Regions from separate parts of the Homo sapiens genome. Here region 2 is linked to region 1. A link is a loop called in an ENCODE intact Hi-C map of the cell type or tissue named here. Cell type or tissue: PC-9. All regions are shown on one strand. Links, peaks and the distances in the headings refer to the core of each region. The heading gives the core; the rest is flanking DNA.

What was found. Hi-C counts contacts between places; a loop is a spot of excess contacts. Peaks named below come from ENCODE experiments on the same cell type or tissue, not always from the same donor. Only the 100,000 strongest peaks of a DNase experiment are listed, where the experiment ranks them.
Region 2: a loop joins it to region 1, with 7 times the contacts of the local background. A loop is called at or near these places in 22 of 110 quality-filtered maps.

The regions. Positions count from the first base shown.
Region 1 is chr12:11,874,945-11,881,364 of GRCh38, reverse strand. All of the region lies in intron 5 of ETV6 (ETS variant transcription factor 6), which reads right to left. Among named protein-coding and RNA genes, the nearest start is that of BCL2L14, 190 kb to the left of the region's middle. RefSeq lists an enhancer at 2,331-3,128 and a silencer at 5,869-5,918. In PC-9, for the core only: no CTCF peak of the experiment used is centred there; a DNase peak (open chromatin) is centred at 3,014; H3K4me3 peaks cover 1,867 bases; H3K27ac peaks cover 4,828 bases.
Region 2 is chr12:11,632,023-11,637,732 of GRCh38, reverse strand. No RefSeq gene overlaps it. Among named protein-coding and RNA genes, the nearest start is that of ETV6, 15 kb to the left of the region's middle. In PC-9, for the core only: no CTCF peak of the experiment used is centred there; a DNase peak (open chromatin) is centred at 3,572; H3K27ac peaks cover 536 bases.

The DNA of each region.
Region 1 (6,420 bases), core at 655-5,654:
TAATATTTCAGTATTTGTCCTACTATCAAATGGCAGACACATTTTAATTTTCCATAATCTCTTCCAACTGGAAAACATCTGACAAAATCACATATTATCACATACAGTGCCTGTAAATTAGGGTTGGGTGTGGTGGCTTATAATTATAATCCCAATGTTTGTTTTGGGAGGCAGGGGCAGTAGACTTGCTTGAAAGTCCGGGAGTTCAAGACCAGCCCAGGCAACATAACGAGACCTCATCTCTACAAAAAATTTAAAAATTATCCAGGCGTGGTGGTGCATGCCTGTAATCCCAGCTAGTTGGGAGGCTGAGGTGGGAGAATTGCTTGAGCCCAGGGGTTTGGGGCTGCAGTGAGCCATGATCAACCCACTGCACTCAGCCTGGGCGATAGAGTGACAGAGTGAGACTGTATCTCTAGGGGGAAAAGAAGCCAGTAAATCAGGACGAACGAAAGTAGTTTGTGTGCAGCCCCTCCTATGTCTCCCTATAGGTTTACAATCATTTCCATTGCAAATAGGCTGACGACGCCATTGGATTCCTCTGGATTGGGAATGTGATTTTCTAGTGTGTTCATTTTAATAAATTTCAGCAATTAAGAAACGACCTGGTTGTCTTTTACAGTTTCATATAAAGACATTTTGCCCATATGAAGGTGGGTGACATCATGGCAGCCCTCTTGACTCTAGGCGGAAGGCACTCCACTCAGAAGCCTACTGTAGAGCAAAAAGAAAGCGGACAGTTCTCTAACCACAAGCATGGGCGTTTTCACTGCATGTTTCTGTTGCTTCTCTTTTACTGTAATGGTACATTCTACTTCTCATAAAACAGTGAAACGTGAACCAGACCATTTCTCCAATGTAAGGGCTTAACCTGCACTGGGCTGCCATGTTGGTTTTTCGGAGGCATCAAACTAGGACCTAGAATGTTATCTACTTATCAGATGGCAAAAGGAAGGGCAGGGCTTACCAGAGAACACCGTTTCCCTATCAGCTTCAAGAACATTTGTATCCGGCAAACTTTTCCTTTCATAAATGTGAAAACAACCCCAAACAAGCTGCCAATTGATCATTTTAAATGACATTTAATCCAGCAAAGCCAACTTTAGCTGAGTAATAAAAATACGTTGACATTCAGGACATATTGAATTAGTCACTAACGGAGACAGCAATAGGAATTTTGTGGCATAAAGCAGTTGTTTCAAGCTCAGAGTATAAGTGGCTTTTATAACATTATTGATTGTTTTGTTTCTTTGGTAAAAATTATGCCTAGATGATAAAAATAACTGCCTGACCACACAATAGATTTTTTTTCCTTTTTTTTTTTTTTTTTTTAAACAATTGACATTCAAGCCATGTCAGTTATTTTTGTTTCTAAGATTTCTATTAAATAAAAGGCAGATCCTCTTTAGGTTCCTAGATCCTTTAGAGGTTGTTGCCACGGCTCACCTGGAATTTTTCAGCCTTTTCGGAACCCATGCCTGCACAGATACAATGTTCTTTGATCATCAATGTAAATGCATAATACTATATAATAAAGCGCAACACACTCTATAAATAGAAGTTCACTCCACTTCAAAACACCTGAACGTATATGTATAAAATGTTTTTGGATCACAAGGTATTCATTAATTTTAAGTGCATTTTTCTTAAACGAAAGGGCTTTCTTCTATCTCAAGGCACATGGATATTTTAAAGAAATTTCCACTATTTGGATTTTCTTTTCCATGAGAAGTAGTTTATGAAAGTGTTTAGCCCAAGTATAGTTCCCTCTCCTTCCTGCTGGGTGAGGTACCCTCGGTATCCGCAGCTAAAGGCATTGTAAAAAATCCCTTCCTGTGGTTAAGGAGAAATATTTTCACTCCCACGTCTGTCTCTTACCAGAGACTCATTGTATAAACTTATTGAGCAGAGATTGTAAAAAGATGGGCAATTCACACATAACCAACATGGTTTCTAAAGAAAAAAACCACGCTAGACAAAACTGATGCCTTAAAAAACTTTGAGTAGGAAAGTCAAATTATTGACATAGGGAATGTTTAATGATTGTGGTTAATTTAAATTTCAGGAAAGCTTCTAAGAAAGTCATTTTATGTTCTTTTAACTGCCCAAGTGGAATTTTAAAGAAGGCCTGCAAATGACAGTGTCATGGGCATAATTACCAGAAGAGAGGCTGAGTGTCCCTGTTACATTTTTTGAAATTTATTACCTAAAAATTAACGTTTATTTCCAGTTCAGCAACAAAACACGCAAAGTAGCATATGAAAAAAAAAGTTGCTACTAAGCTTTACAAATATGGTTCTGAACTGGGGGCATGTGGCAATATCTGGAGGCATTTCTGGTTGTCACACTGGGGTGCAGGGTGCTCCTAGCATCTAGTGGGTAGAGGCCAGGGATGCTGCTGAATCTCTTACAATATAGTAAGCAACCCCACAAATTATTATTTGGCCCAAATATCGAGAGTGTTGAGAAACCCTGCTTAGAGAAACACGGTTTACAACATTCAGGGGGCCATCTGCTGCTTGTTTTTTTTTTTTTTCCCCTCCTCCTCCTCTATTCTAGATCAGCCATTACCTAGAAGCAGAAAGTTGGTCAATCCAGTGCAGCCAGGTGTGTGTTGATACGCAGAGGTGTGTTTACAATGGGCAATTGCTTGTGCTTTGCCGTGGCTTAGGAAAACAGAAAACATATGTGCACGGTGGCACGCTGGGGGAGGGAGAAGTGGAGGCAAATAATACAAAAATCTACGCTTCCTGGCTTCCTGGGGCAGAAGAACCACAGCTGCAAATGAGGCTGGACCTTTTCACCTGTGATTACATAAGGTGTGGAGAAGGCTTGGAAACACCGGTATCCGAAACTCACAGCCTGCAGCTGAGATCCAGCCCGCAGTCAGAACCTAATAAGGCCCAGCCTCCGCTTTGCTCAGGTGTGGGTGCAGCCTGGGAATTCACATCCAGGGACTGCAGGGAGGTAGGACTCTGTATTACAGCACTGTGCGCCCTTACACAAACTGGAATTTCCAGTCTCCTCAAGCCCCTTCTATTATTTTCCACTCAGACACCATGCTGTTGATGTTTTTTTATCTTTTAAAAACATTGTCCTGAAACTTCCTCCTCTTTTAGGGCTCTTTGATTTCTCAGTTGTTCACACTGAAAATCAAATGCAGTGACTCAGCCGCTGGGAATATTCCTGCTGGAGTGATGGCTCCTCCCCTCCCCAGTGCTCATCTTATTCATCCCCTCCAAATATGGACAGCAGGCAAAGCTTCAGGGAGGGGAAGCAGGAGCACAAAAGTAAATCTCCAAGGAAATAAGAAAACGGAGGTGGCCTTGAAGGGCACCCCACACAGGCCTTCCCTGTCAGTGCCCTGCGTGGCTCTGCAGGCAGTTGTGCTGGCTGTACCCACAGCTCCCACACAGTCCCTCTCAGATGGGCAGGATGGCAGCTCAGCAGTGAGGCAGGGGGGGACAGTGACACGTAGCAATTAACTTTCTTGTGCCATGCATTCACATGTTGTCTCATTAACAGTCAAAAGGGCCCAGAAATGGGTATTACTATTCTCAATATTACAGATAAGGAAAGAAGGGCTCAGGGACATTATGCACCTGCTTGGGAGTCAAGAACCGGATTCCAATCATGCTGACTTCGCAGTCCAAGCTTTTGCCACAGGCCCACACTGCTTCCCTAGGACTGTTCGGGGCCATCTGTCTCCAGGAGCTCTTGAGGGTACTGGGCTACAGAGGTCTACAGAAGGGCATCTCCCTGAGATAGTGTGGGAGGAAGCGGCTCTTTCACCTGGTACTAAAACACTGGAATCCCTGTGGCTTCTGGGGACATCCCACAACCCTATCTTTTCTTTCCTGCAAACACAGATATTTATGCACAGATGCATGTGTGCGAAGGTGCACATGTGTCTGCACACCCCACACCTTCCAACAAAGGCCGAGGGCTGAGACTTGCCCCCAGCACTTTCATGCAATCCCTTCACACTTCTCTTTTACGAGGTCTTTTAGCTGTCAAGGCTGCTCCTGAGGCTCATGTACAAAATTAAAAAAAAAAAAAAAAGTCTATAGGCTTCCTTTGAAACAAATTCACAGCAGCATTAAACACTGTGGGAGGAAGTGGAGACAGAAGCAAGATGCCAGAATACAGTGACTTCTCCCAGTCCTTGAAGCCCCTGAGGATAAGCCTCAAACTGCTTTCTCTGGAGTTTCATACTTTTTTCTTCATCTTACTTCAGAGGCTTCCCTAATTGAATCTTTGTATATATATAATTCATCCAGTCAATAAAACCAAATCAAGAAAGTACATTGTTTTAGTTGGGTGACAAATAAGCAATGCAAGAGACTTGATGTCTCGCTGATTAGAATCTTTTTGTTTCTGTTAAGGATGTAACCTTGAGAGATAGTAAAAGTATTTTTTAAAGTCACAAAAGGCTACCTTTAAAGATTCCAAGGATTGCTGCGAAGTGTGTTCTAAGAGGGTTGGGAGTGAAGAGATCTTGAGCTGAGAGGAAATTCTGTGTCTTGCCTGCTGTAGGATTAATGACCCAACTGACCAGCGATAGCCTCACAAATCGAGAAGTTCATGTTCACAAAGATGGAGAGACTTCAGCAAAAGTTGTGAGAGAAACACAAGAAAGGAGATATTCTCTATTTGGGTAGGCCATGGCCTTTGAACACGTAAATCTGTACAGATTTAGGTCCCCACTTTTGGGTAGCAAATGAGGGGTTATGAAATGAATGGATTATAAAACAATTGTCAGTGTACCAACGAATCTTCTTCCTCAGCAGAGTTTTGGATTAAGGCCAAGGAAGAGACAGGCAGACAGGAAATCTGGTGGCTCAGGTTTTAACGGAATTAAAGTACTTTAAGAGAAAACTAAACTGACTGAAAAGTGTTCGTTTAAGATTTAGCTGTCTATAGTTAAAGCAGGAGCTTAGTTTGTGTCATGGCATAAAGCAAGAGGACATTGCCTTCCACCAGCAAGGATACGAAATTTGGCATTTAGAGATGCAGTGCCCTATCATCTAGAACAATGCCTGGCACATGAGCAGACTGGCAATAATTTTTGAATCAATGAATGAAGAACTGTATAATCCAAAGTGCAAATAAATCGTTTCTTTTACGTAGCTAAATACTTAGTATTTTATTTATGTTAATGATATTATCGTAACTATTCTGGTTGGTCTGAAAATATAGCCTGCAGTCCAGAACCTGTCTCCTCTCTTACATAACTTGTTATTGTTCCTTTCACATGTCTCAAACATGCCTTGTCATCTAAAGTGCAAATAATTCCTTGGGAGCAAGGGCACTGTTTTCTAAGTCTGCATCCTACATTGCACCTATGATTCCAAGCACACTGACCACCACGTACACAATGTTGCAAGGCAGAGAGCATCAAACGTTTTCTGTAAAGGGCCAACTAATAAATGTTTTAGGTGTTGCTGGCCATGCAATCTCTGTTGTAACTACTCAACTCTGCCACTGCAGCATGGAAGCAGACATAGGCAATACCAAATAAATGGGTTTGGCTGTTTTCCAGGAAAACTTGATTTAAAAAAAACGCATGGTGGCTGGATTTGGCTCACACTTTGGGCCACAGTTTTCAATCTTTGCTCTAGAGTCCCAGACCAGAAGGAAACAATAATTTTGGGAAAAACACTGAACAGAAGCTCGAGGCTAGACTCTTGATGTGTCTCAATCTCAGTTCCTTCACCTGTAAAAGGCCCTTCTACCTTTGAAATCAAGTCCAAATAAGGAATTTCAATACATACTGAAAACATGACTCACGGATGACTACAGTCACACCTCAGCCACCTACAGGTGCTTGTGGCCAATATACTTTCTGGCTTTGAAACACACTGGTGGGACACAAGCCAGTAAAACTTTTGTAGGTAAAGTTTTAGAAGATTGACAGATGCTTTCTGCTAGGCTCCTTGCTCCTAAATAGCCCATTCTTAAAGATACCAAGTAGAAAACAAGCACAGAAAGAGGCAACTTTTTCACTATTCCATACAGCGTTGGCTGCTGGATTCAAAATAAGACCCCAGCAATCTTGTCTCACTCCGTCTTGTGCTAAACTCTCTCCCATAAACACTAGCCATTCCAACCTGGTAAATTCTTAATAACAGTTCTCCTTATCCTTTGCAAAGTAAGTGACACCTTTAAAAATAAGCTACTTGTTATATTTAAAAAGATGTCATTTGTGATTTGTATTTAAACTGTCAACCACCTACTGAATTTCCTTTCTTGATTATTTTAGTTTTTCCATATGGTAAATACCTAACAGACATAAATTTGCATGTATCTTTTTTTTTTAATTATACTTTAAGTTTTAGGGTACATGTGCACAATGTGCAGGTTTGTTACATATGTATACATGTGCCATGTTGGTGTGCTGCACCCATTAACTCGTCATTT
Region 2 (5,710 bases), core at 711-5,710, 240 kb after region 1:
AGGCATGAGCCACTGCACCTGTCCCAGGATGCAATTTGTTGCACTGAGCACGCAATAACTGTGTGGTGCTTATTTTCCCCCTCAGGTCAGAGAATTAAAGGGAGAAAATGCGATTGGCTCCTCTTATTACTAACTTTAATGGCCTGCTAGCAAAAATTGGGTTTTCCATCCTCCCAACTTTGTTATCTGCTGTTTTAGAGGTTTTAGTTCCCAAAGGAAGAGTGCCTCTACTGGGAACACAACAGCAGTTCTATCAAACCAGAATCTGAGACTCTAATGGGGCCATTTTTAGCTCCTTATGCCACTGAACCTACTGGCAAAAAAAAAAAAAAAAAAAAAAAAACGGGCCGGGCACGTGGCTCACGCCTGTAATCCCAGCACTTTGGGAGGCCGAGGCGGGCGGATCACAAAGTCAGGAGATCGAGATCATCCTGTCTAACACGGGGAAACCCCGTCTCTACTAAAAATGCAAAAACAAAAAACAAAACAAACAAAAAAAAAACATTAGCCAGGCATGGTGGCGGGCGCCTGTAGTCCCAGCTACTCGGGAGGCTGAGGCAGGAGAATGGCGTGAACCCGGGAGGCGGAGCTTGCAGTGAGCCAAGATTGTGCCACTGCACTCCAGCCTGTGCAACACAGCGAGATTCTGTCTCAAAAAAAAAAAAAAAAAAAAAAGCAAGGGGAAGGTGCGGCTTACTCTCCTAGCTAGCATAATTTATTCTGATCCTTAAGGGAAAATTGGGTTGCTACTACATGATGGAAGCAGAGAGGAGTATCATTAGAATTGAACAGGTCCTTTGGGGGCACCTCTTTATACTACTTTGATGAAAAGTTGATAGAAAACTGCAACACCCAATACAGCAGGACTGTAAATGTTACAGACCCTTCAGGAATGAAGGTTTGGGTCATCCTCCAGGAAATCTGGGGTGCCTGTTGAGAGCAGAGAATGCTGAGTGGATAGTGGGAAAAGGAAACTCTAAATACCAGCTATGACCATGTGACCAATTTGCAGAAATGAGTTTGGTAGTAGTTATGAGTGTATTTTTTCTTTGATATGAATTTATTTAAATACGTATGTTTAAACACACACCACCTTTGTTCGTCTTTTCTTTTTTCTCTCATTCTGCTATCTAACATAACGTATTAACTTTATCCATTAGTATTTAAGTTACAGCGTACCAAAGGGGGAATGAGAGTGGGCTAAAAGATAAATCGACATCATCCAAAGATGGATCTCATTTGTGTATCCTTTAGGGCAGCGGTTCCAACCTTTTTGGCACCAGGGACCAGTTTTGCAGAAGACAATTTTTCTACAGACCAGGAGGTGGGGGTGATAGTTTTAGGATGATTCAAGGGCATTACATTTATTGTGCACTTAATTTCTATCATTATTACATTGTAGTATATAATGAAATAATTATACAACTCACCATAATGTAGAATCAATGGGAGCCCTGAGCTTGTTTTCTTGCAACTAGACAGTCCCATCTGGAGGTGATGGGAGACAGTGACAGATCATCAGGCATTAGATTTTCATAATGAACATGCAACCTAGAGCCCTTGCATATGCAGTTCACAATAGGGTTCATGTTCCTGTGAGAGTCTAATGCCATGGCTGATCTGACAGTAGGCAGAGCTCAAGCAATAATGCTAGCTTGCCCACTGCTCACCTCCTGCTGTGCAGCCCGGTCCCTAACAGGCCATGGTCCAGTACTGGTCCATGGCATGGGGGTTAGGGGTCCCTGCTGTAGGAGACTGGATCAATATCTTTTTAGGTATATGAAGGCCTGTTCCATCTTAAGTGGAAACATACTTTTGCTATTATCTTTATCTGGAAGTGGTTAAAAGAGGATATATAGTTACCAAATTGAAAAAGAGGGACTACACTGAATTGCTATGACATTTTCCAAAATTCCCTTTCTCTTGTGATTCTGAATGAGAGTTGGCCAAAAGAGGAGCCTGCATGAAATCTGGAAGGCAGACGTAGAGGTGTAGCTTTCGGAAGTTTCTGGCAGTTGGATGTAGTGATGGATGCAGAGGTCCCCATTGGAACCAAGCTTGTCCTCACTCTCCTTAAATTTCATGTTCTGCCGTCAGAGGCAATAGTTTTCCATAGATCTCTCTAAAAGCTGCCTTTCTGTAGTCCCATTTGGGCAGCTGGAAATGACTGGCCTCTTGGGTTTCCTTGCATGTTTCAACTTGTCCCCTTGTGCCAATATTTTCAGGTGATTCATTACTGACTGCTCAGTGGTATGGTTCATGTAGGAAAGGCATGATAAATCCTTGATTTTTCTCTCTTTATTTAAATAGTTCCCTATCATCTTCCCAAGGTGATCAACTAGCTTTTCCCCCAAATATCTAAACTCATGAATTGAAACATATTTGATCTGTTTTCAATGTGTTGCAATTAATGCCCTTATTAGTGTTCTAATTGGCCATCCTTAGCCACCTCTCAAGTTTTAATATATAATAGTTTTGTTATTTGGTATATAGTATTCTTAAATTTCCATCATTATTTCTCCTTTCACCCATGCATTATTTAAAAATATAGTTTCCTTTTAAATTTTCAAGAGTGTGGGATTATTTATTTTTTATTGGCTCCATATTTTGTTGCATTATGTTTCAAAGATTGTTGTTGTTTGATGCCAATATTTTGAACATTGCTAAAGTACCTTACGGTCATGTACAGAGGTCAACAAATTCTTCTGTAAAGGGCCAGATAGTAAGTATTTTAAGCTTTGTAAGTTTCATTCATTTTTTTCACTGTACTAATTTTTTACTTTACATAATTTGATACCATTAATACTATCTTATTAGATGCATGTTTAGAATTTTTATATCTTCTTGGTGAACTGAGCATTTAAAAATTGTTATGAGTGTCCCTTTTTATACCTAATAATTTTTTAGTCTGAATTTTATATGTTTCTGATAAAAATACAGCCACATTGGCTTTCTTTTAGTTATATCTGCTTATTACATCCTTTTCTTGTCTTCTAAACTTCAAGCTTTATTTTTTCTAACATTTAGGTGGGTCTCTTCTGAACATATAAGTAGATGTTAAAGATCTATTATGACATTACTTGCTTTTTGAGTGTTGTGATTATAGATTTATTTGGATTTGTTTATACTGCATCACTTTAAAATTTCTATTTTTCTCACTTTTGCTGTTTCTCTTTTATCCTTTTATGGAAGAGACAGTAATGATCAGCAAATATTTCTTGTCTGCCCTACATGACACCTGCATTTAGAGGAGGCAACATGAATGATGCTGGGCAATAGGAATGAAAGTGACATGTGTCACTTCTGGTCCAAGGCTGAGTTTGAATTTGGGGGTCTCCATGTGTTCTTTTATCCTGTTGCAACAACTTACAACATGCTGAATGGAAAAGCGTCTATCAATCAAGCCCTTCAATGACTATGTGCAGCAGAGTCTCCTACCAGCCTGCACTGGTATGCGGCAAGAGTGAGAAATAAATTTTCTGTGATGTTGGTGAGTACTGAAGTTAATTTATCACCACGGCATAATGTAGCCTATTGTGACTAATATGTTATCTTGAAATCTTCGGAATGACTGGTTTTTAAAGTCTTCTTTCCCCTTTTTTTCCTTGATTTGGAATGTATTTGGTCTATTTCTATTTACTCTGTGGTTAGTGTGGGCAGAAGGAGGGGTAGGTGGGAGATTTCCATTACTGCTTGTAAGCCCAACATGGAATTTTTTTTTTTTTTTTTTTTTGAGACGAGGTCTCGCTCTGTCACCCAGGCTGGAGTGCAGTGGCGCGATCTCGGCTCACTGCAAGCTCTGCCTCCCGGGTTCACGCCATTCTCCTGCCTCAGCCTCCCGAGTAGCTGGGACCACAGACACCCGCCACCACGCCTGGCTAATTTTTTTTGTATTTTTAGTAGAGACGGGCTTTCACCGTGTTAGCCAGGATGGTCTCGATCTCCTGACCTCGTGATTCGCCTGCCTCGGCCTCCCAAAGTGCTGGGATTACAGGCATGAGCCACCGCGCCCGGCCCCCAACATGGAATTAAAAGTAGGTTTTATTCAGTATCTAATTGTTTTTATTTGTATTATTGTGCCCTTCAGAGTGCTACACCATGCTATTCAAAGTGGAATCCCTTTTCCTTTTTCTTGCGGATAACACAGATACCACCCACCATCAGTCTCCTTTCACGTATGAGACAGGTTCCTAGTGCCCAAGCCAAAATTGTATGGCCAGATGTGCTCCTGATTTCGGATATTTGGATTTAGAAAGGCCATATAGTACACTTCCAAGTCAAACACTCAAATAGTTCAGCAGCCAAATGTGTGAAGAGGATAAATACAAATAATTAAGTATCCTCCAGTAGTTTACATCAGGTTCTGCCACTCAATTGGTTATGAAAAAAACTTGTTTTTAATATTTTTTTGGGATTGCAGATATGGGATTCTTGACCTATATTTCTTTAAATAAGCTACAAAATAATTTATTCACTTATTGATTTGTAAATTGCATTCCAGTCCTAAGGATGAATTCTCATCACTTTAGTGGAAATCTGTGTTTTCCAAGGCTCTTTAGCAGCAGTTAATTTCATATTAGTTTTTACTAACACTATCAGGGTCCCCACAGAGAGGTTATTTCCTCATGACCTCATTCCTGCATCATGTTTATTGATTATAAAATTTAATTTTGGGGACTGGCATGGTGGCTCACACCTCTAATTTCAGCATTCTGGGAGGTGGAGGTGGGAGGGTTGCTTGAGGCCAGGAGTTGGAGACCAACCTGGGCAACGTAGCGAGACCCCATTTCTACAAAAAATTTAAAAAATTAGCTGGGGTTGGTGATGCACACCTGTAGTCCCACCTACTTGGGGGGCTGAAGTGGGAGGATCACTTGAGGCGAGGAGTTCAAGGTTGCAGTAAGCTACGATTGCACCACTGCACTTCAGCTCGGGCAACAGAGTGAGACCCTGTCTCTTAAAAAAATTAATTTTGAATATAAAATTTAAAGGATATTTATTACGTTAATATGTTTTCATAACAGATTGACTAGAAAAGTAAAAAGATCTGGAAGCTATAGCATACGAAGAAAATTTGGAGAAACCAAATATGCTATAGAGTAGAATGTCATGGTGAATGCCAAGTATAGTATAGACTTTTCAAATTATGTAACTTGAGAGGCTTCTTATTCTAATCTTCTATCCAGTAAGAATCTCACCCTAAAGACCTCTCAGTAAATAATCACTGCTCTCTCCTGGAACACCTCAGCTCACTACTTTTTAAGGCAAACCTCCACAATGTTTCCATTGCAAAATTAATAGCTAGGTAGTTTTTCCTTATGTACCCTTCACACCAATCCCTCTAGGACACATGCATACATCTTTTCTCCAGGTTAAATATACTCAGTTCTCTGAAAATATACAAGGGTGGAAATGTTCAAATCTGCAAATTTCAGAACTAATACCCCAAAGTGGACATGATAAAGTGACAGACTAGCACTCACTCTAAGAAAGAATTTTTCTGGTTTTTTTTTATTTGTTGTTGTTGTTGTTTTGTTTTTTGAGACGGAGTTTCGCTCTTGTTGCCCAGGCTGGAGTGCAGTGGCGCAATATTGGCCCACAGCAACTTCCACCTCCCAAGTTCAAGTGATTCACCTGTTCAGCCTCCCGAGTAGCTGGGATTACAAGCATGCGCCACCACGCCCAGATAAATTTTTTTTTTAATTTTTTT